2 separate regions of the Mus musculus genome follow, and region 2 is linked to region 1. Evidence: chromatin loops called from intact Hi-C (ENCODE). Cell type or tissue: left cerebral cortex. All regions are shown on one strand. Each heading gives the region's core, and the rest is flanking DNA. Links, peaks and the distances in the headings are about the cores only.

Region 1 (12,262 bases), core at 1,921-9,920:
GTTAGATTTTACAAGGAATTCCAGTGAAGCGTTATTCCTGAATCATCATACATCCTAAGGAAGGGTAGTCTTGACAGTGGTACAGGTGCCTCTGTGACACCCATGCTCCTCACAGCATCCGCTAAGTTCATTGACTCACCAACATAGACGCGGGTTAACGGTTTCCTTGCTCTTTACTTAGTATCCTATCTGAAATGAAGAAACATTTTTCCATGTCTTCAGAAAAAGTTGTAAACGAGTAAGTTTGGCTCAGTCAATAGTCCCAAGTTATCAAAAGTTATAAAAATAGCACTCTCTGGGCTAGAAAGATGATGTACTCATCAGGAACACTGGCTGCACTTTGCAGAAGATCCAATTCAGTCTCCATATCCTCATGACACCTCTTTCCTATTACTTCAGTACCCAAGGAATCTAACACCCTCCTCTGGCCTGTCTGGACACCAGGCACAAAAGGGGTGTACAAACACGCATGCATGCAGAACACCAGTGTACACCATTATATATACAATTAATATAAAAACTATTAAAAATAAAATACAATTCCTTAATTTTTTCCTCATTTATCAAACTTAAAATTTCTAGTAAACAGAATCTTGATTTTTATTTTCTTCTGAGGAGGGCATTCTCAATATTATAATACTTGTGATAAAGAAGAAGTGTAATGTGCTGATAATGTTAGTTAATTATTTGTATGGTTGAAAGGGGTACTTACTATACTATGGCTTATACTGCTCTGTTGAGCCACTGTTGATACTCAAGCAATTCTATCACCAACATCTCTTTTTTAAATTATGATACATGGCAGAGCTGGAGAGATGGCTCAGTGGTTAAGAGCACTGACTGCTCTTCTAGGAGTGCTGAGTTCAATTCCCAGCTACCACATGGTAGTTTGCAGCCATCTGTAATGGGATCCGAAGCCCTCTTCTGGTGTGTCTGAAGGCACTAGCAGAGTACTCACATATATAAATTATGATACATGGAAGTCAATGAAGTAAAACTTAGTCTTATCCAGGTTATTTTTGGTTTCTGAAAGACATATTGATGAGTCTTTTAGAAGATTCTTAAGCAAAGGTTTTAGAGATGCTAAAAAGAAGTAAGGTAGCCAGGCGTGGTGGTGCACGACTTTAATCCCAGCAGGAGGCAGAGGCAGGCAGATTTCTGAGTTCGAGGCCAGCCTGGTCTACAAAGTGAGTTCCAGGACAGTCAGGGCTATACAGAGAAACCCTGTCTTGAAAAACAAAACAAAAAACAAACAAACAAACAAAAAAGTAAGGTAGTATTCCATTTACTTAGGGTCAGTTGTAGCTTAACTTCAGATAATAATTTGGAATATATTTATTTGAAAAACTCATTTAATGTTTATGTGAAATGTAAATAAAAACTATGCATGTTTATTTAATAAACTCAATAATTCTCATTTAGAAATGCTTTGAAAGACTGGGGTAAAGTGCTCCTTCTGAGAACCTCAGATGACCTCATTCTGTTAGTTTGTCAAACAAAACCTAAGAGCCAAGGTGTCAGATTCAAAACTAACTTTATATATATTAATTTGGGGAGAATTTGTGAGCAGATCTTTTAAAGACAAAAGGCAAGAAAATAGCTTTAGCCAGATGAAATGATTTTCTTCGTTTTCTGTGTTTAATTAAAATGAACTTATGCCAAAAATTAATCATTTCACCAAAAGCCAAGTATAAGTACAACAAGCCATGGATGTGATACAGCAGCTGCTATCGAATTAAACTAAACTCAAACAGATGCTGAGAAATCAAAGATCAAGGACACTAATGCCACAGGATGCTGAATTCTGTCTAGTTTCCTGAAAAATGATAGGTCTAGGAATTTGTGGAAGGCCTAAGAGATGGATAATGAAAGAAGATGTAGGTAACTTGAAGAGTTACATGATTACAGTAGCCAATATGCCAAAAGGCATTAAGCTTTTAAGTGTGAGGTAAAAGGACCAGAATCATTCTCAACTATGCAATAAAGACATTAAAAAGTACTGCGATTCATGGAACTCCTGGGTCATCAGGGACTTATTAGCTGAATGTAAAGGAAGTTTCCAATGAATTAGGAAGTCATTAAACAGACACTGAAAATCTCCAAAGGACTAAGAGATGCACTGGGTGAAATTCAAGAAAAATGTAATCCTGTTAAGAGTCAGAAGAACATATTAAACTATATGCTGTAAAACCTCTGATGGTGTGAATTTCAGAGTAATAATTTCAGAGTGCTGGGTATTGTAGTCTGCGACATGAGGAGGAGAGAGAGGAAGAGAGAGGCACTATTAGCAATTTCACTGCTGTGCCAAATTCTTAAAAACCGTTCAAAGATAGAAGCTGTTATTTAAATGTTACTTTTAATTCCTCAGACCAAGGGATGAGATGAGAGCGGTATCCAAGCTGTGTGATTACACAGCTTGGGCTGAGCCCAGAGTGTTTCTTTCTCCATTCTATCCCTAGGCTTAAGTCTAGAAACTTCTTGCCTCTATATAATCAAATCTTCCATGCTGACTGATTCAGTCTGGCTTTGCTCGACTTCTGACTGAATTGCTCTGCTTGGTCTCATATTAACTTTGGCAATGTGTGCTAATCTTTGGGCTCCTTCTAATTTCCTCCAGTTAAAGTAGGGGCTTATGGAGGGCAGGTGATTAATGGAGTTTTGACTGATGTCCGACTCACAGTAGGTCCAGTAGGTCCCCGGACACATCCTGTGGTGATTTCCCCAGTTCCAGAATGTCTAATTGGGATAGATATACTCAGAAATTGGCAGAATTCTCATATTGGTTCCCTGAACTGTAGAGTGAGGGCTATTATGGTTGGAAAGGCCAAATGGAAACCTTTAGAGTTGCCTCTGCCAAAGAAAATAGTGAATCAAAAACAGTATCGTATTCCTGGAGGAATTGCAGAAATTACTGCCACTATCAAGGACTTGAAAGATGCAGGGGTGGTGGTTCCCACCACATCTCCGTTTAACTCTCCTATCTGGCCAGTGCAGAAAACAGATGGATCATGGAGAATGACAGTTGATTATCGAAAACATTATTATTATTCTGTCTTCACCTGTATCTAACTTGTTCTCTCTGCAACCTGTCTCTAAAACTGGTCTCTTAAAACTGTCACACACACACACACACACACACACACACACACACACACACACACACACCACACCACCATCTCTCTTTGCCTCCCTGTGCTCTTTGGTAGCCTCTCTATCCTGTGCTGTTTTCCCTAGAGTTGGGCATATCCTTTCTGTGTCTCATTCTGTCTTTCTCTGACTCATCTTCCCCTTAATTAGAAGTCACTTTCATACATGGCTGTTTCCTTCTATAAACTAACCTTACCTTCATTGATAGGAATTAAAGGTTTGTACTAAGGGTATGTCTATATTCCATCCAGATTATACTGTAATCAGGGCAGGTCTGCATTCCTGCCAGATCACCTAGCCATAGAAGCTCTTTGGATGTTATCCCTTGCCAAAGCAGCCATGTTGCTTGATTAAAATTAATCTAAACTGTTTAGAGTACTATTATATTATACAAGTTAAATGATTATAAACTGTTTTTAACCTGAACAAATATATGAGTTACAAAGGGCTGAGGGTGATACTTATTAAGAGTGGGCTTGTTGTCCTGGGCTACATGAATCTGGTCCTTCATTCTGGTTAGATTTGGAATTAGAGAACATTACTGTGTTTTGGAGACTGGTTCGGTAAATTGGTGCCTGGCATTGGTGCTATGAGCTCAGGCACCCACTTGCCTACAGGTCTCCTTTCAAGTTATTCAGACCTCAGATGTTAGAACCGAGTTGTTCACTTTGGTCTGAAATAAAAGCTTAATAAGAACACATATAAATTAGGAGGCATAGTGGGGCACTAAGTTTCCAGGAGGCCAAAGCAGAAGCATGTGGGCTTAAGGGAAGTTGGTTTCTTTTTGAAAAAGAATGTCAGTACTAAGTAATTTGGATAGTTTGTTAGAAAAAAAAGAGAGAGTTCTATTAATTTTAAAGTTGAAAAGAGTGAAATAAAAATAGAAGTAATCATAATGACATTTTATTTCAAATTTATGTTATTGAGCTGAGTTCATTTAATACCAATAAATCAAAACCTCCTAGGGTTTTGAAAATGTAGAAGTTAGTATCTTCATGATATTTAATATATCAACATTTTGAGTGTTATTGCATTCTGTTTCAAATAATTACATATGGGAATCTTTAAACAGACCATGGGTTTTTAATTACAGCCTTCATATCAAAATTCTATGGCAAACTTCAGTGTGATATTATATAATAGAATTCATTTAGAGAAAGCCAGCTTTCAGTTAATGCTCTTATAGGTAATACAAGCATTTTTTTATGTAGAAGTATTACAGACAGGAAAAAAGATATGCACAAAACACACTTAAACACTGTAAAATAAATAAAATTCAAAAACCACAAAATTGAACTACAAAAATACTAGAAGGAATTAATTTTTCCAGTTACATCAATTTAGGATGAATGATATTTTAAATATGAGGGGGGTACTCAATATCCATTCTCTTTTCTGATATTTTAGAAGTACTGTTTAGTCTGACCTGAGAAACCTGTGATAGCCACGCATGCCCTTCACAGGTATGGTATATAGTTCCTTTGTGTATATTGACAAAGTCACTGGTCACCAGCAGGGTTTCTTAGAGATTTCACTTTATTCGTTGGTATTCACGGCCTGCCAATGTGCCTGTGTCTTTTCTGCTTTTGCATCTGGCATGTTATGCCATTTTTGTCCTTATGAATTACCAAGTTATTTTCTGCCAGTCACTATCTTTAGTACTTGGGATTCTTCAATAAACACGTAGAAGTCTTCACACCACTACTCAGTGTTTACCTGTTGCTGTAGAATAACTATACCTGGATTCAGTGGCTCAGAATCAAAACTGATTTACTGATCATCATCCCATGGGATAGCAACTGGGAAAGGCTTAGAGATGGTTTGTTCAGACTCAGTGAATTTTAAATTAGAGCACATAGAGAGCCCATGTCTCACCCTCTTGTGAGTTTCCTCATTTTTCTCCTCTCCTCTTGTCTCTTTGCTTAGCCTTTTAAAAAACAAAGCCTGTATTTCATTAGGTGGAGTTGTGTCCCATGGGGGGAAAATAGGTTAGGACAAAAGAGAGAAACAAAGACTTCAACCAAAGATAAGAACGAAGACCTCAGAACTCGCAGCACACAACTTCTGTTGGATTCTTCTGGTTGAAGAATGGGCAGCTGTGATTGCAGAAGTTGCATCAATGAATTCAACCTAATAGGACAAACAGTTAATAGTGGGGGTATGCGTGTGCGTCAGTAGCTCCTATTACTAAAGTTAGCACAGATTCCTGAATGTTCCCAGTGGCCTTGGGGAAGAACGCCTGTGTGCAAGAACAATTGTCTTTGTTCACATTCAGTATTTAGTTTCCCATGGGAAAAGATATTTATTTGTGATTATAAATACTTGGATTAAAATATAACTTCAATATACTCTTAGGTGAGATGGACAGTGCAGGGGAACTGGAGAGGTTCTGTCGTTATTCCTTCTGCTGTCCTTTTGAGATAACCCATGTCCCAAATACTAATTGTGAATGAGAAGTTGTATAGATTGGATTGTAGAGTTCCACAGATTCATACATTCAGAAGCAAAAATGGCAAAGCCTAACGTCCCTTATTTCAGAGAGGGCAGTGCTAACCGGTAAGACTAATAAGTCTCGTTTGTTGGAATTTTCCAGAATGGAAATATATTGTTCCTTCATTTCGATGAGATCAGTCTCAGCCTAAGTTATCTAGCACTGTGGCTTCTGTTTTCTTCATGTTGTCACTTTGTGTTGACAAGCAGCACTCACAGTTTTTCTTATGTGTCATTGTCTCTCTTGAAAGCACTTGCAGGATTTCCCTGTGACATTGTGAAAATTTCTTCCTGTGACATTTATAGACCTGGCCTGTTTTTCCCTCCTACTCACTACATTCTGTCTCCTGGGCTCTGTCTCAGCCAATCAAACTGTCTGCAGTTTTCTCAGATTATAGTCTGGGTCAAGATAAAAGACATTGCAATTTCATATCCCTGTGTTGCAGCATCAGGCTTCAGTGCCCTGGTGGTTTTATGCCTTCCTCCACCCAGAAACTGTCACCAAGAACAACTCCTTCCTAGTTTCCTGTGGTCCTCACTCATGAGTTCACATGAGGCTGCGCTATGTTGAAGCAATTGTTTTATCTCCTCTGTCAATTTCTAGAGTTCCATATGATTTTACATTTGAAGCTCTTAATAAATATATTAATGGATTAAATTATTCATCCATCTTCCTCAGCTGGACTACTATAATATACATTTTTGAATTTTTACGAGAACAATGCTTGACCGATGTTTGGTACTAAACACATAGAGTCTTTTGGATTTATGTATATATGCTACGATTCTTTCTGTTAGTCTTCCCCGTGGCAGGTATTCTAGGTATGTCTCAAGGCAGATTTGTAAGTATTATCTCAGTATGGGTTATACCAGTAATATCAGAGCAGTATATGATTATTTTCACAATTAAGACTTGAAGCATGGTTAGAAGCTGAATGTGTTCAGTCTATTGAGAGCTAGTCTAGATTTTTCTCTCCTATGCCATGTACTAAACCACTAACTGTTTAAGATCCACCAGACAATCTCCTTTAACTTTCAGGAGTCTGTTAGGACTGCATTTGACAAGTTGGTGTTCCAAGGCATACATCTATTGATGTGCTGATATAGTTTTTTATTTAAATTTATTTATTTATTAATCTATAATCCCCAAATAATGCTGCCCCTTCGCGGGTCCCCCCTCACAGAGTCCTTCCTCCCATTCTTTCTCCCCTTCTCCTCTTAAAGAATGGGCCCCTCTTCTGGCTCATCACATCTCTACCAGATTAAGCACATCCTCTCCCACTGGGGCCAGACGAGGCAGCCCTGCAGGGAAAATGATACCCAGTCAAGCTACAGCTTTAGGAAGAGCCTCTACTCCAGTATTGGGAATAGAAATGGAGAGTTGTTTTCACACTTAGTGCATATGTGCTGAGGGTTACCTTGTTCCAGCCCATGTATGTTCTTTGGTTGGTGGCTCAGTCTCTGAGTACTCTGAGGGGTCCATGTTATTGGACTCTGTTGGTCTCCCTGGAGGGGTCCCATCCCTCTCAGGGTTCAATTCTTCTCATAGCTCTTCCATAAGAGTTGCTGACCTCCATCTGATATTTAGCTGTGGGTATCTGCATGTTTGAGTCAGCTGCTGGGTAGATCTTTGAAGAGGACAGTTAAGCTAGGCTCCTGTCTGAAAGCATAGCAGAGTATCAAACAATGTCAGGGATTGGTGCTTGCCCATGGGATGGATTTCAAGTAGGACTGAGTTTTGGTAGACCATTCCCTTCAGTCTCTGCTTCATCTTTGTCCTTGCATTGTTCTCGGTCAAAGGCTATTTTTGATTGCAAGTTTTGTGGGTGGGTTGGTGTCAAAGCCCTTAATTCATTACAGTGTCCTAACACTTTTCCAAAGCGATACCTTTGAGGCAACCCAGGAACACCAGCCCAAGGATGGCAACACGCACAATGTGCTGGGCTCTCCTTATCAATCCAGAAAATATTATGCAGCTTGGTCTAATAGAAGCATTTTCTCAGTTGAGGTTCCCTCCTTTCAGATAACTCTATATCTTGAATCAAGTTGACATAAAACCAGCTAGCACACTCCATGTCCATTCCAACTTTTTGCATGCTCTCACTGCCTCTCAAATTCATGAGATACTATTATTATTATTAATTATTATTATTATTACACACCTCTTATAATTAATGATATCCTCTTTTATATTTGTTATTACACACACACACTACTGAATTGCTAAAGTGTTGTTCTTATACATATATGTGTGTTTAAGGCAGAACACTTAGGATTATATATACTTAGGATCATTTGAGAAGATATATTCTCCCTCCCTCTCTTAGCAGCTATGAATTTCCCATAGTTTTTTATCTAGTTGAGAAACGTATGTGAAATTCCCCCTATTAAATGGCAATGGGATTGCCATTGTGTAGGTTTTGTTTAGGCAACCGTATTGTTGAAATTTCATGGGTTCAGCATCACTTTCATGTCTAGAAAACACTATGGAGCAGCTGGTGTCCTCGTTCTGGCTCTTTAGAATCATTCATTGCCTCTTCTGTTCTCCAAGATATAGGTGTAAGAGTTACATTATAGATATGACACTCGTGGATAGGCCTCTACAGTTATGTATACTCTTTACTTTGACCAGTTGTGGGAGTTTGCAATAGTCTCTGTTTATAGAAAGAACAACACAGAAAATTATTTGATGACACAAAGGAGTTATGGTTATTTGTGGGTTCAAAGATGAGTATTTAGTTTACCTTGCAGTTAGAAATTATTTGTTTAGGAAAACAGCTGTAGTAAGTTCTCTTTTAGGGTTTATGACCACTTCAGCCATGGGTAGATGACTAGGTTTAAATAACTAGGCATGAATTCCCCCCCCCCCGGTTTTGATCAGACCACAAGTGTTGTTAAACACCCCTTGTTTATCACCACGACATGTCATTGTTTTACCATTTACTGGGACATCTTACTGGGTGAATTATTATTTGTGGTTTATATACTTTATAGCTAGGCAGAACGACTGACTATCGTTCTTAGCAGGTGGCATAGCAGTACCTGATATTATGAGTGTTGGTCCTCAGGGAGGAGGATTTCAGCTAAGTTCCAGATGGATTTATTCAAGTGTTCTCTCAGAAATGGGTGGTGTCTTCAATAGTGTCATACCTTTAAGTTCTGGGAGGCAAAGTCAATAGTCTCTGTTGTTTTAGAAGTCTTTTGCATGTTCCTGAACAACAGTTTAACATCAAGCTTCTAATGTCAGGATGTAGGGATTTGTTAGTCTATGGTTCTTGGGAGAGCATTACTCTTCTGTGGGTCAAAAGCTTTATTTAAAATTTGCATGCACAAACTCACTGATTACATGGGTATTTTAAATCAGATTATAAAATACTTTTTTTCCCCTGTGGCTTTTCCAAATTGTTTAGATATCTTTGCCTCTCTTTCCTCCTTCTGTATTATCTTCTATTCCAAATTTTCAGGGAGAATACACGGCTTCTCCCTTCATACACCTCTGTGTTACTAATCCACTCTCTAGGGTCCCTTCTTGCTTCCTTCCTCGTGGTCCGTTTCTATTTTCCATGCTTTACAGGTTTCTTCCTTTAATGTACTCAGAGCTAAAGATTCAGAACTAGGACCCACAATTAAGGGTGAATATATGGAATTTGTCTGACTGGGTCTGTATTACCTTCCTTCACTATATTTTCCAGTTCCATCCATTTATCTTCAAATTTCATGCCTTCACTTTCAGTGCAGCTTGATAGAATTCCATTCTCTTATAAATATCTCTTTTTAATTATCCATCCTCCAGATGACAGCCATCTAGGCTATTAATATTTCTTAGATATAGCAAATGTACTGGCAATGAATTTGGCCAAGCACATGTCTCTGCAGTATGGAATAGAAAGTTATCTAATAAAGTTATCTAATATCTGTTAGTATATTTCAAGTAGTCATGGTTGGCTTATATGTAGATCTTTTTTTTTTTTAATTCTTGAATCTTTTCTACACTGATGCTGATTATTATTACAGTTATCTGTTTGTAACTGTGTTATCTTCAGCAGATGGCTACAAAGACAAGACTGGTTTGCACATAGTTAGGAGGAGGGTCTCATTGCCCATTCCTACAGTGACACATTTCACCCCACGTGGAAACACCTACTCCAACAAGGCCACACAGCTCCTAATAGTGCCAAGCATATTCAAACCACCACATTCTACTCCTTGGCCTCCATAGACTGTTCAAACAAAAGTCTATGGGGGACATACCTAGCCACAGCATAATAAAAAGAATTTGTACTTTAAAAATTTTTTAGACTGCTATAGACCATGGGGACATTGGAAGATGGACAAAATGTATTTTTTATTATGATAGGAGGACAGTATCATTTCCTACCCCACAGTGCCACATTTCCTCCTCCACCAAGGCTACACCTACTCCAACAAGGCCATACCTCCTAATAGTACCATTCCTTGGGCCAAGCATATTCAAACCACCACAATCATCAAGCACGAAGACCAAAGTTTAATATACTGATCTCATGTCAAAAGCAGGTGGCTGTGGTGAGGAACCTTTAACCAAAGCACTCACTTAGATGTCAGTACTGGAAGATCCCCGAGGCAAGCTCTATATCCTACTAATGGTGAGTTACAGGTCAGCTATGGACTCATTCTCAATATATTGGGGGGAGATTGAGGAAGACACCTAATATCAACTCTGGCACTCACTGTACATGCATAAGCATGTTTATGAACACACAGCGACATGTGCTTCACCCATGAAAATGGTGAAGCTTCACACACACACTTTATATACAAATCAAGCATGTATAACATAATAAATATAAAAGTGAGTAGAAAGGTAGGTCAAATGCACATTCTAAAAGTGCCCCTGGGGATATGAAGAATATCCTGAAATTGAGTTTCTGCTGTATGATGGTGCTATGGTACAAACCGTCTTCAAGCATACCCTCAGTTGAAAACCTTTATCTTTCCTTATTGAGCAGTGATTCTTATCTGTGGGTCATGACCTTTTTGGGATCTAATGACCTTTTCACAGGGGTTGCCTAAGACCATCAAAAAGCATAGATATTTGCATTACTATTTGTAACTGTAAATTTTATAACAGTTATGAAATATAAATGAAAATAATTTTAACGTTGGAGAGTCATCATAATAGGAGGGATTTTCTTAACAGTTCATAGCATTAGCAAGACTGAGAAATACTGTTCTAGAGTGAACTACTTCCATTTGGATTGATCCTAGTACAGTTATGAAGTGGCATTCTGGCTCCACACACCCACAGGCTGCGTGTGGCCCACTTGCTCCATTCAAACCATTGTGTTTCTCCATCCCTTCCCTCTGTGCTGATCTCAAGATAATTTCCTTCCAGTCATTATGTTTGCTAGTCATCACTTAACACTCTCATTTGAAGAAACCCACCGTGTATCACATATAAGGCAACATATATCCTAACCAAGAAAGTGTGCTAAGTTGTATGCTAATCTTATATGGCTAAGAAATAACGTAAGGAATAGAAATGCATAGTGACCAGTACGTTGGCTTCTGTAATTAATGCAGCCATGAGTATATGAAGAAAGTAGCAATAGCATCGGAACATTGAGGAATGCATAGGAATGGAGTGTTAATGTATCCACATCTGTTGATCTTTGTGTAAAGTAGGCAGAAAACCTGAGGCAGGAGAAAGGGCACAGAGAAAGAGGGAGAAATCACAGTTTGTTTTATGTTTCTCCTGAACAGGAGAGTGGTGGCTGCATTCCTGACAAGGTTCAGGGTGTTTTAAAGATGGATGCCACATATTTGTGTGACCATGGCTTCTATCTTTCTTAGGGAACAAGTAGACAGAGTTTAAGGAGAATGAAAGCTAGCTCAGAGTTGTCTATGTGGCAAAACTTAGACTAGATCATCTTGAAAAGTTCTAACTGAAAAAGAGAAAGGTAATAGGTATTTTCTAGTCAGTACTTGAAGTCTGGCTGAGGTTAACAGCAATGGATTAATACTGCCATGCATTTGGCTAAGAAAACATTCTACTTGCTTTTCTTGTCTAGTTCACAACACCATGAATTTTCAATTCCTTGGTAAATGGTGCTTACAATGAAAACACCTGTTTTGTCTACCCCATTAAAGAAAGCAATATGGAAAAATTTCAGTTACTTTCATCAACAAAGACACTTAGCTCTACTCATAATGACCTTTCAGTTAAAGAATATCTCCTAATGAGTCTCACATCAACACAGAGAGAGCAGTATTAGAATAATAAAGAAAAGTAATTTTGGGAACTTATAATGCATATTACTTCTTCTCAGCATAAATCCTCCTCTTAGCCTCTGACATTAGAGTATAACTCACGAAGAGAGAAAATAGTTCCATATGATGTGGTGAATGGTTTTGGGACTCTACAGTTCTATAGGGACTCTAGACTGATCAATATCCACATTAACCAACATCATCTACAGAGCTGCATATACATTTCTTTAATTTCTATACGTTGCATTATGGTAATATACTTTTCCCACTCTTAAAATAATTTGAAACACTGTAGTACTATACAAGATGCCATGGTTAATTGTAAATAGGTGAAGTTGGTTTTTTTGTTTGTTTGTTTGTTTGTTTATTCTTTTGT
Region 2 (12,262 bases), core at 1,612-9,611, 170 kb before region 1:
TTTACTATATCCAGCTTCCCCATGGGAATTTCAATGAGTACACCAAAAGCACCTCAAATCGAGGCAAGGATACTAAGCATGCTTTCTCCATATTGACTGTGTGATGTCCCTGTTAGATAGGCTGTTGACTGATGTGAGGAGACATCCCTTGGGTGGGAGATTCATTGCCAGAGTCAGTATCCAACACTTGTAGAAACTGGGGAGGATATTTCAGTCACTAAGGACACATCTATTGGCAGACCATAGTCCCACTGAGCAAAGTCTAAGCAGGGACAGTACTTCCGGAGCTTGACCACACTGGCTACCTGCCAGTGGCCTCCCTTATGTCATTCTCTGCTTCACCTATTTTAAAAGGGTCTCCTATGTTACCTTCCTCTGGTCACTTCCCTTGGTTCTCATTCATGCCTTTAGGTGTGATACATATGCCTGTGTCATAACACATGCATGGTGGTGCTTTCTTTCCATGTGTCACCGCAAGCCTTAGACCAAAAGCTGTTTAAAGCCAGAGGCTGTGTTCTGTCTGCCATTTGAAGAGAGAGACTGGCTGATGAACACAGGCTTCTGTCCTGCAGTGACATTTCTATCTACAGGAATGTAAGCTACGACCTGTTTGACATGACTTGACTCTTGAATATGAAGTTATCTTTAATTTCTCTAACGATGGAGATGAGTTGTGTCTTAGGGTTTCTATTCCTGCATAAACACCATAACCAAGAAGCAAACTGGGGAGGAAAGGATTTTTTTCAGCTTATACTCCCGCATTGCTGTTCATCACCAAAGGAAGGCAGGACTTGAACTCAAGTAGGTCATGGCTGATGCAGAAGCCATGGAGGGATGTTACTTACTGGCTTGATTCCCCTGGTTTACTTAGCTTGCTCTCTTATAGAAACAAGACTACCAGCCCAGAGAGATGGTCCCACCCACAATGCCCCCCCTCCCATCACTAATTGAGAAAGTGCCCTATAGCTGGATCTCGTGGAGGCATTTCTTCAAGGGAGGCTCCTTTCTCTGTAATAACTCCAGCTTGTGTCAACTTGACACACAAAACCAGCCAGTACAAGTAGTATATTTTACCAAATCTAAACATCAAACTACCTACATAATAAGATTTTAAACATTAAGTTTCCTGAAATATCTACTGAAAATTAAATGGTGATTAAAAAAAAACACAAAAAAGGCCCCAGGTATTTTTCTGCTTTAACTCTAAACTATGCTATGATTTTACTTGTTAAGGTATTGTGAGTTAGATTGTGAAGGGAATCACATACTTTTACTAGTAAAATATAACACATTGTCACAAGAGGGCAGTCTTTTAAAGGAAATTTCTTCACAACTGTAGGGCTTGAACAGGCTTCTTTTGCTCCTGCTATTTGTTTTCTGTTTGGAATTTCCAGGTAGTTAATCTAAAACTAAATACTGACGTGACAATCCATGGTTGTTGAGCAAGTATTTTGCTCTCTGCAAGCTTTTATCTTTATATCACTGCTAATCTAAATGATTGATACATAGGCTAAACCAGAGATGGAAGGTCTCACTCCCCTCCGTAGGTTGAGGTTTTAAAATGTCTTTGGAGAAAGTCATGCTCAGTACACTGAGTGTATCAAGGTACCCAGGTAAATATATTTATCTGTGAATGCATCTCTGATCTAACTCCAATTCAAATCTAGCAGACATTACAGGGCAAGTTAGAATTGCAGTTCTGGTTTTCAGCCTTTTAAACGTCATAGAATACAGCGCTTCCAAGACGTGGTTTCAGGGTATGAATGGTCACTTTTCCTGGTCATGATCTCTTAGATTTGCCAGGAACTCTCGGAAGTTTCTGGTCACTTCCTCACCAATGACTGTCCATAGTCCTGCAGAGGCAGCACTGCAGAAGTCAACCACATGTTCAGAAGTAGCTTGAACTGGCACTTCCTAAATTTGGAAATTGCAAGGCTGGTGCCCAGCATTCCGTGGTGTCAGGGACCCCCAGGTGTGTGTTGCAAGGTAGTAATTGCTGGCCAAGCTCAGGCAACCCAAATCCTTCTCACAGTTTATACGTTCATTGCATTGTCTAGTCTGCAGTTGGGTTCCTGGGGAAGGTGATGTTGTTCGGGCTGATTTTAACTCGAGGCAGACAAATCACCAGTGTTTTTCTTTTGTTTTCCAATAGGATCTCACATTGTAGTACAGGCTAGTTTCATAGCAGCTGTCTTGTCTCTCAGCTTTTCACTGTTCATGATTAAAGTTATGAGCTACCACAGACGGCTAGGCAGAAGGCAGGTAAGAGGGACTCCTCTCTGTCATTCCTGACAGATTTATCCTAGGTGTAATCCTGGGGCTAGCCTCTTTGCTTCTAGCCCTGTGATCTATCTCTGTACAACTTTCAACTTTGAAATGACTTCAATCTTCTAGTAGGTAAGCGCCTCTTCCAGTTATTTTTTGTTTCTGACTTGGTGTTCTGTAAAGGGTTTAATATATCAGTTCTAATCGCTGCAGCATTGCCCTCAAGGTTATTGCTTGAATTCTTCTGTGTGGTTTCCTCTGAGTTTCAAGTCATAAACCCAATATTTTTTTTCAGATATTTGAGTTGTAAAGCCTACGTCAAAATTAAGATATTTTAGAAATCAGTATGTCGTTGTACTTTCCTTTGATTTCTTCAGTCAGATAGATGAGAAAGAAAATAAAACCATGGAGCAGAAACCAAGATAACATAGCAACTGATGCTTGATACTTCTCCTCATTTTTCAGTGAGCCTGAGGAATGTTGAGAACAGTTATCTTTCAGCTAGGGATTTGTAAAAAGTGCAGTTATAAAAATCAAAACCTTCAGACAAAAGAGGTTTCCATAACCAGGTTATAAAGAAGAAATGATTAACCTGATATAAGTATTCTGGTCAAAGGTAAAGACTTTGTGGTCTCAGATTAAGACATGGTAGCATCATAACCCTGCAGACCTATAACTAGGAAGCTGAGCATTGTAGACCTGGCATAACTGAAGAAGCTTCGTGATTGTGGGTCTAGATCAGAACTTTGTATGAACTAATAATCAAAGACAATAAGCTACCTGTCTTAGTCAGGGTTTCTATTCCTGAACAAACATCATGACCAAAAACAAATTGGGGAGGAAAGGGTTTATTCAGCTTACACTTCCATAGTGCTGTTCATCACCAAAGGAAGTCAGGACTGGACTCAAGCAGGTCAGAAAGCAGGAGCCGATGCAGAGGCCATGGAGGGATGTTACTTACTGGCTTGCTTCCCCTGGCTTGTTCAGCCTGCTCTCTTATAGAACCAAAGACTACCAGCCCAGAGATGGTGCCACCCACAAGGGGCCCTCCCTCCTTGATCACTAATTGAGATTACAGTTGGATCTCATGGAGGCATTTCCTCAATTGAAGCTCCTTTCTCTGTGATACCTCCAGCCTGTGTCAAATTGACACACAAAACCAACCAGTACACTACCTATGTCTATCTTGTGTGTTGATACCTGTTGTTTCATTTCACCTGTTACAAATGTCTTTCTCTCCTAGAATTTAGGTTGATACTGGAAAAAAGAATGAAAGAAATTGAATTGATAATGTACTGGCCATGTGCATTTTATATTATTTTTATATTATTTTAATTATTTTTCAACCTGACACAAAATTGGGTCATCTGGGAAGAAGGCATCTCAAATGATGAGATTATCTTGTGGGCTGTAGAGTACTTTCATATTTGATAATTGATTGTGAGGGTCTAGCCTACTGAGGGTAGTTTGCTTTCTGGGCAGGTGATCTTGGGAGGTATATGAGAGGCAGCTAAATGGGAGTCTGGAGACCAAGCCAGAAAGGCAGTAGGTTGCATCCCTCCATGGCCTGTTTCACTTCTTGTACTCATTTCCCTTCATGATTGACCATGAGTTGAATGTTACCGTAAACTGTTTCCTGTCTAAGTTGCTTTTGGTCATGGTCTTTATGGCAGCAATAAAAAGCAAAGTGGACATCAATTGGTGCCTAATTAACAGCCCCTCTTGACAGTTCTCAGTCTTGAAACTAGACAAGGAAAGTAAGCTTTGCCTTTATCAACTTATCTAGTGATGGGAAATATCAAAGCCATTGAACAAGAAGGAAATATTTACCAAATTGTGTTCTTTGCTGCTAACATTGTTATCGTAGAGATAGCTAATCTCCATGTAAGGTAGATTTGAATTTATTAAACTTTTAAAGATTGAAAACCACATTTTATCTCCTGATGATAAAATCATGGTACTGATCATTTTCTACTCTAAAATATAACCATTTCCATGTATTCTTTGAGCTTCATTAAATTGACTTTGTGCCAGGGGAGGATCTATTAAATTCCTCGTCACTGCAAGATCTGAAGGCAGAAGGTTAAAACATAAATTAGTAGTAGACTCTGGAAAGTATGTCAGCATGATAGCATAAATTGGTTCTGAAAGAAATAATTTAGCACTGGTCACTGTGGGCAATTCTGAATTCAAACTAGAAAAATGAATTGATTAAAGCTCTAAGGAATAGCTGTTCATATTATATCTATAAATCTCATATATATTTCTATATATATGTTTCTCTCTATATATATAATATTGTATTCTGTACAATAAAGCATGTATCACTAGCTATCATTTCAGGAACTGAAATTAATTTGAAATTAATTATATAGAATTTTCAGTTTATGGCTGAAGGATTTTTAAATGTACAATCTCAAAAAGAAATATTTTTGAACCAAGTTGAAAAATATCTATAGTTTCTAATAGTTGAGCAGTCCTCACCTAAAAATTGCTTTGACTATGTATCTCTGTGGTGTAGTTATAGGATTCGGTTTTAAGTGAAGGAATTCATATAGACTAAGTGTTGGGGCTGCATTTTCTTTTAGACCTGGATGAGTCAACCTCACCCTTAACATTTCAATAAGGGAAGAACAGCTGTAGCTGTTATTTAGTTGGTAGACTTCTGGTCATTGTTGCTGTTCTTCCAATTCTAGCCCATTACAGAAAAGCATAATCATTGTTGCTTAGTCAAATGGGCAGCTTGTGTACACATAGCAGTTATAAATTAACTCTATAGTCAAAATTGGCTCTCACATAGAAAAAAAATTAAAATATGAAGAAACTGAAAATGGGCCAAAATACCGAGAAAAGTTCAAATTAAAAACTCTAACTCAACCTGTTGTGAATTCACAATAAAATGTCAGGGTTTGAGTGTGGCTATTCATGTGAATGATGTGTAAGTGTGTGTTTTGATTACAAAGAGATCCATGGTTTAGAAATCACTAGATTGAATAATGAAAGGGGTCGATGATGTGGTAATAGCCTTTTAGCTGCCTTATACCTTCCAGCTCCCAGTTCCCGTTTTTACAGGTTAGAGTCAAGACCAGGAAAGGCAGGAGCTCTTGAAGCTGCTCTCTGTATTACCTTCACAGTTAGACAAAGAGAGCGATGATTGTGCTCATTCTAGTGCTTAGCTTACATTCTCTTATTCCGTACAGTCCCAGCTCTAAAGCCCGGAAATGGTGCTCCCCATGGTGTGTAAGGCTTCCCACATCAATTAACTTACAACAATGTCTGCATTAATTAGCCTTTCCTCGCCTTGACACAAGCTAGGGTCACCTGGGAAGAGGGAAATTTGGCTGAGAAGATGACTGTTTAAGCAAGCTGTAGAAAAATGTCTTTCTGGACAGGTTTTGCTAGGTTACATAAGAAAGCAAGGTGAGTAAGCAGAGGCTAAGCTAGTATGCATCATTCTTCCATGAACTTTGCTTCAGTTCCTGGCCCCAGCTTCTTGCCTTGAGTTCCTGCCTTGATTTCCACTCCCGGTGGCCTGCGAATGGGACACTGAAGACAAATTAAGCCTTTCAACTCCAACTCGTTTTAGGCCAGAATGTTTCATCTCAGTATCAGAAAGTAAAGTGAGACAATCCTACAGGGGAGCTCTCAGAGAGCATTTGTAGTTCATTTTACATGGCATCTCCAACAAAGGATGCCACTCAAACTAAGTAGGTACATGCAGAAGGATGAAACTCAAGACTTCTCTCTCACCCTGCACGGAATTTTACCCAGACTGGGTCAAGGATCTAACCTAACACTTGGTCCTGTGAATCAGATAGAAGAGAAAGTAGGGAATATGTTTGAACATATTGGCACAGGAAAGACCTTTGTGAGAAGGACACAGGCTTTAAGTCCAAGAATTAGGGACTGGAGACTTGGCTCAGCACATAACAGCACATGTTACTCTTGCAGACCACCAATGTTTGATTCCCAGTAGCTGCATGGTGACTATAAATTGTTTGCAGCTCTAGTCTCAGGGGATCTGATGCTCACCCTCATGGGCATTGGTCATGTACATTGTATACATATGCATGTAGGCTAAACCTCAATTAACACAAAATAGCAAAATAAATATGAAAATAAATAAAATTAACTAATTAATGGGACCTTACACCAAAACACTGTAAGTTTCTGTAAAACAAACAAACAAACAAAAAAATCAACACTTGAGTGAAGAGGCAGGTGACAGAATGATTAAAAACTGTTTATTAGATGTACTTTTTTATTTTTCAAATTTTTAAATTTGTATTTTTGAACTCACAATTTTCCCTCCTATTCTTGTTGTACCTCTCTCTTACTCTCAAATACATGACATCGTTTTCCTTGTTATTACACATACAGACACGCACAGACACACACATACGCACACGCACATGTGCCTACGAATACAAATGCCTGAGTCCATTTCATGTTGCTTGATGAGTTTTTATGGCTGTCCCTTGATACTGGATAATCAACCAGGGTTCTTATTCCCGAGGAAGAGTGGTTTTCCCTTCATCCAGAATCATTGATTGATGATAACTCTTCATATAGATAAAGCTCTTTGAGAGATTTTCCCCATTTACATTAGCATGTCCACTAGGATTGGCATTTCTCATGTCATGTTTAGGCAACAATTGTTGAGATTTCATAGTTAAAGCTTCCCTGTCATAACATAAAAGAGACTATCTTGCAGCAGAAATCCTGGTGATATAGCTGTTACAGTACTCTGCCCAGCTCTTTTGCAATGTTCCTTGAGGCTTACGTGTAGAAGTTATATAATGAATGTATCAGTTGGGACTGGCTACTCCGCATTTATTTGGTCTCTGCATTTTGACTAGTTATGGTTTTCTGCAATCTCTATTTGTTACAAAATAAAGTTTCCTTGCTAAGGAATGTAGGCTATACTCATCTGTGTGTCTAAGAAAAAGTATTAGTAATGCAGTTAAAGATGATGCTGGTTTGGAAAAGTGACAGTAGTAGGCTCTCTCCTCCAGGCTTTATGGTTTCATCTGCTAGGTTTAGGGAACCAGATATGGATTAATTACCTCGTTTTGAGTGGGTCTTAAATTCTGTTAGAGAGTTATCAGCTACTGCCAAGGTGTAATGACCACTGTTGCACTTCTGAGGATATCTTGCTACAGTGGTCATTGTTTTGCTTTGTAGACATCACAGCTGGATAGGACTATCAATTGCTTTTCTCCATTGGCAACTTGCATAGCAACTTCCAATACGATGAAACCTGGTTCTTGGGGTAGGGGGTGGTTTTGAGGTCATCTTTAACAGGAATCCTTAAAGTCCAATATCTGGATATGTGGTGTTTTCTGAGATAGGTACTTACCTTAAAATTCTGCAAGGAGACTAAAGACATCACCAATCACCTATTGTTTTGGGAGTTGCTTAGACTTCCCAGACTCATCTCTCTCTCTCTCTCTCTCTCTCTCTCTCTCTCTCTCTCTCTCTCTCTCCCCTCTCTCTCCCTCTCTCTCTCTCTCTCTCTCTCTCTGCCTGTCTCCCCTTCTCTCTCCTCTCTCTCTCTTATTAGATACTTTCTTTCTTTTTTTTTTTACAATTCAAATGTTATCCCCTTTCCTGCCCACCCCCCAAATACCTCCTATCCCATGCCCCGCCCCTGCTCACCAACCCAACCACTCCCGCTTCCTTGTCCTGGCATATCTCTTTTTAAATCAACCGAAGCACAACACATTCATAGCATTTCCTCTATGGAAGAATGTTCTGTGTTCTGTAGACTGTTATATCTATATGTGGGATGTTTTTTATCTTCATTTGTATTTAACAAACACTGTCACAGAAGTTAATTTTTATTCAGATCAAATACAGAAATATGTCTATTAAGACCTTTTAACTCATTGTATCTTTGGAAGTTGGTGATACTTACTTTAAAACACTAATATAGACTTATTGCCATTAGTCTTTAGATAGTTCATACCTCTTTTGCTGAAACTTGACTCTGAGATTTTAGCTGACACAATGTAAGCCACAAAGCTAAAAGCACTCCCCAAAACATTGGCTCATACTGATCGGTAATAGTGTGCCTCTCCTTGCCATTAACCTAATTCATCTGACAGTAATACATCTTCAGCAGTAGAGTAAGAGGAGAGATTTAGGGTAATGACAAAATAGAAGGAAATTCCCCCCTCTTAAAACTCTTCCCTCAGAGACTTCAAAATATTTTAAATGTAAACATAACAGTTTGTTTTTTTTAAAGCTTTTAGTCCTTTATTTGTATTTTGCTGTTACTATTTCTCCTTCTCTTCTTCCTCTTCCTTCTCCTTCTTCTTTCTCTTCCTCCCCCTCCTTCTTCTCCTTCTTCCTCCTCCTTCATTATTACTAACTTTAATCTTTTTTTTTTTACATTCCAGTTGTTATCCCCTTCCTGTTCCACTTTCTCACAGTTCCTCATCCCATTCCTCCTCCCCCTGTCTCCAAGAGGGTGTCACCATCCCTACCCCCACCCCACCAGACCTCCTTACTCCCTGGGGCCTCATGTCTCTCAAAGGTTAGGTGCATCTTCTTTCACTGAGGCCAGACCAGGGAGTCTTCTGCTATGTATGTATTGGGGGTCTCAGACTAGCTTGTGTGTGCTACTTGTTTGGTGGTTCAATGTCTGAGAGATCTTGGGCATACAGTTTAGTTGAGATTGTTGGTTTTCCTATGGGCTCTTCCTCTTCCTCAGCTTCTTCTAGCCTTTCTCTAAATCAACCACAGGGGTCCCTGGCTTCTGTTGATTGGTTGGGTGTAAGTATCTATGTCTGTCTCAGTTAGCTGCTTGCTGGGCCTCTCAGAGGGCAACCATGCTAGACTCCTGTCTATAATCACACTACAGCATCAGTAATACTGTCAGGACTTGGAGCCTCCCCTTGAGACAGATCCTAAGTTGAGCCAGTCATTGTACCTCCTTTTCCTTAGTCTCTTCCCCATTTTTGTCCCTGCAGTTTTTTTAAAAATATTTTTATTAGGTATTTTCCTCATTTACATTTCCAATGCTATCCCAAAAGTCCCCCATACCCCCCCCCCCAAACTCCCCTACCCACTCACTCCCACTTCTTGGCCCTGGTGTTCCCCTGTACTGAGGCATATAAAGTTTGCAAGACCAAGGGGCCTCTCTTCCCAATGATGGCCGACTACGCCATCTTCTGCTACATATGCAGCTAGAGACACGAGCTGGGGGGAGGGGTTACTGATTAGTTCATATTATTGTTCCACCTACAGGAACTATTCACATGACAGTTTCTCAAACTAGCAAGTTTAAGTATTAGTTCATGGAAATGAAGTATACATACTGCAAAATGGAGGGGTGCTGGAGACAGTTCTATAGTTTAATTTGCGTATTAAACCCAGTGTCAATTTTTATCTTTAATTATAATCTTATATGAGGGTATTTTAAAACATTTATTTATGCGTGTGCTTGTGAGTAGGTGCCGCTGTGGGGTCAGAGGATGACTTGTGGGAGCTGGTTCTCTCTTCATTTGTGTCTTGTGAATCGAACTCAGGTCACTGTATTTAGCACTAAGCATCCTTCCTCACTGTGTCATCTTGCTTGCCCTAAAGTAGGTTTTTAAAATGTTCTCTGTGTTAATATTCCGTGAAAATTGTCTTGATATTGTAGGCAGCTCAACATTGAGCTTTAAAAAAAAAAGAGTGTACTTTTACTGTTATCAAGTCTATGTGAAATAAAAAGTAATTTCAAATGGTGGCAATGTTCTCACAGAAGCAAATGATCTGATTTCTACATGGATAGGTGGAATCTTGTCTGCAGGCGCAGTTTAGAGACTTCACGTATTTCCAGATGGAGTTTACCTTTGGTTCTTGGCTCTACTCTGATTCATTCCTGGTGTGATATGCACTTCCATTGGATTCCATCCCATTTCTCTCCATTCCTCAGATTGGTAGTTCTGTCTACTCAATCTCTGCTCTAATTTCTTGAGCTTGTAAGATGTCCTGTCTCATCTGAAGACTTCTCGTGTCTCCCAGAATGGAGTGTCATCTGGTGCAAAGTTGCATCCAAACACTGAAACCAGTTCCATAAGTTTCCTTCAAAGATATCTCCATCATGCCTCAGACACTCTGACATTCTGCCTTCTAACAGTTGCTGGTACTACGTAATGTGGTTTCTACTTTTTAATGAGGTCTTGGTTTTTGCCTTTGAAATCAATGAATTTGGACTACTCTGTCAATTTATGATTGAAACCCCATTTATAAAATTTAGGGGAAAAAAATCTCTATATTTGGAGACTTCCAAATTCTGAATGTGTCTGAAATATCTAGGACAAAGGAATGCATTCTTAATTTTCCTCATAGCTAAGTATGCATGTGAAATGTAAGCTCTGCTCCTCAGATGTTCCTACAATTGTGGAAGAATTAAGGTTATCATAGACAGATTCCATTTTAGCTGATGGAAGTGGGAGAGATTAACCAAGTTTTGCTGGTAATTTTTGTTCTTTACACTGAGTAGACAGTTAAGTTCATATTAGAAACGATTGCTATTCTAATTTTATCCTTTTTAAAAAACTGTGAACTACATTCATTTTTACTGGTCTTCCTACCTATGCAATGTATTCGCTGTCATATATTACTTTGCTCCTCTTTTTAAAAAATATCTGCCTTAAGTTTGATTTTGGTGATCAGAATTCTCACTTTTCTATGAAGAATGTTTGGACAAAAAAAAATGACGGCAAAGAGAAAGGCATGGCAAAATATCTGCCATCTTGTAGCAAGCTGTATATTCATGCTTTGAACATTTAAAAATTATCTTTTCCAAAAGTTAGGCAATTCTATTATTTCTCTGTAATCATAAGGCCACAGAGCTAGATGGTAATCTGCCTGTTGAAGGACTTCCAGAAGAATATACAACTTCATAACATAGAGGTCACTACTCAGACAATAGACAAAAGACTGAATGAGTTCTGTGCTGTATACCGTGGCATTTATAAAGTAAGTGCTGGAGTCCTGGGAACTTGCTAATTAATATGGCTTTCATAGACATTTCATTAACCTAAATGGCTGAGGTGTCCTGTAGATAGACTGCGTGTGTTCTCATCTTTAACCTTTCTGTAATGTTCCATAATTGCAGATTTCACTGATTTTTAATAGTAGAAGAAGAACAATAGTTTATAAAGTTATTTGGTTTTCACTAACAGCTAAAGTGATTTTTTTTTATTTCACCTCTTGAGCTAACTATGTATTCCAGGTTAACAAAAATCCGGAATCATGTTGCCATTGGCTTGAACTTTGTAGTGATTTTAAACTTCTTGTCATCTATGATTAGTTATAGTGTGCTACTATGTAGCTAATGGAATCTCCAAATAGTCCTTGGGAGGTCACAAAAATACCTCCAGTAAACGCTACGACTAATTTGTTTATCTGGAGTTTCTATCAAATGTTTTATTTTAACCCCAGAGAAGGACTAATGAAGCCTGGGAGCAAGGATGACCTGGTTAATGAGATTGCAAAGGTTCAAGGATACTATTAAGTTTTCTAATTATACTTTATCATCTGGTACTATCACTAGACAGTGACTGGAAGGATTGCAAGCCTCAGGTTGTCTGCAGGTTGATTTTTGAGTAGCTTTATTTCTTGCATAGGTGTCTATACTTAACAGTATAGGCAAAGTTGTCTTCAAAACAGGATGTGTATCAAGAATAGGCTTTATAATAAGGTTTTTAAGAATTTTAGTCTTATTTTTGCTTATTAACAGCCCATGTTCTCAGGAACATCTGTTTGCCTATGTGGACATTATAAAACCATTAGAGTATGCATCCTAAACTCCCAAGGCCTAGGCTACAAAACATCCCAGCCTGGCATTGCTCATTTCTCATACATTAGAAAACCCGTTTAGCATCCCTCCTGACAACAATAGCTAACTACTTAACAAAAAGTAAGCATTTATCTACTCAGTCATATTCCGGCATTGAAATGCTTCAGAAGAAATATGTTTACGTTGAAATGACCTATGTTT

Evidence for each region. Peaks named below come from ENCODE experiments on the same cell type or tissue, not always from the same donor. Only the 100,000 strongest peaks of a DNase experiment are listed, where the experiment ranks them.
Region 2: it touches region 1 in a loop (4-fold over the local background); 9 of 42 quality-filtered maps call a loop at or near these places.

What each region holds. Positions count from the first base shown.
Region 1 is chr16:75,347,368-75,359,629 of GRCm38, reverse strand. It overlaps a transcript of Robo2 not described here. Among named protein-coding and RNA genes, the nearest start is that of Gm30116, 39 kb to the left of the region's middle. In left cerebral cortex, for the core only: no CTCF peak of the experiment used is centred there; a DNase peak (open chromatin) is centred at 5,974.
Region 2 is chr16:75,520,952-75,533,213 of GRCm38, reverse strand. No RefSeq gene overlaps it. Among named protein-coding and RNA genes, the nearest start is that of Lipi, 59 kb to the left of the region's middle. In left cerebral cortex, for the core only: no CTCF peak of the experiment used is centred there; no DNase peak of the experiment used is centred there.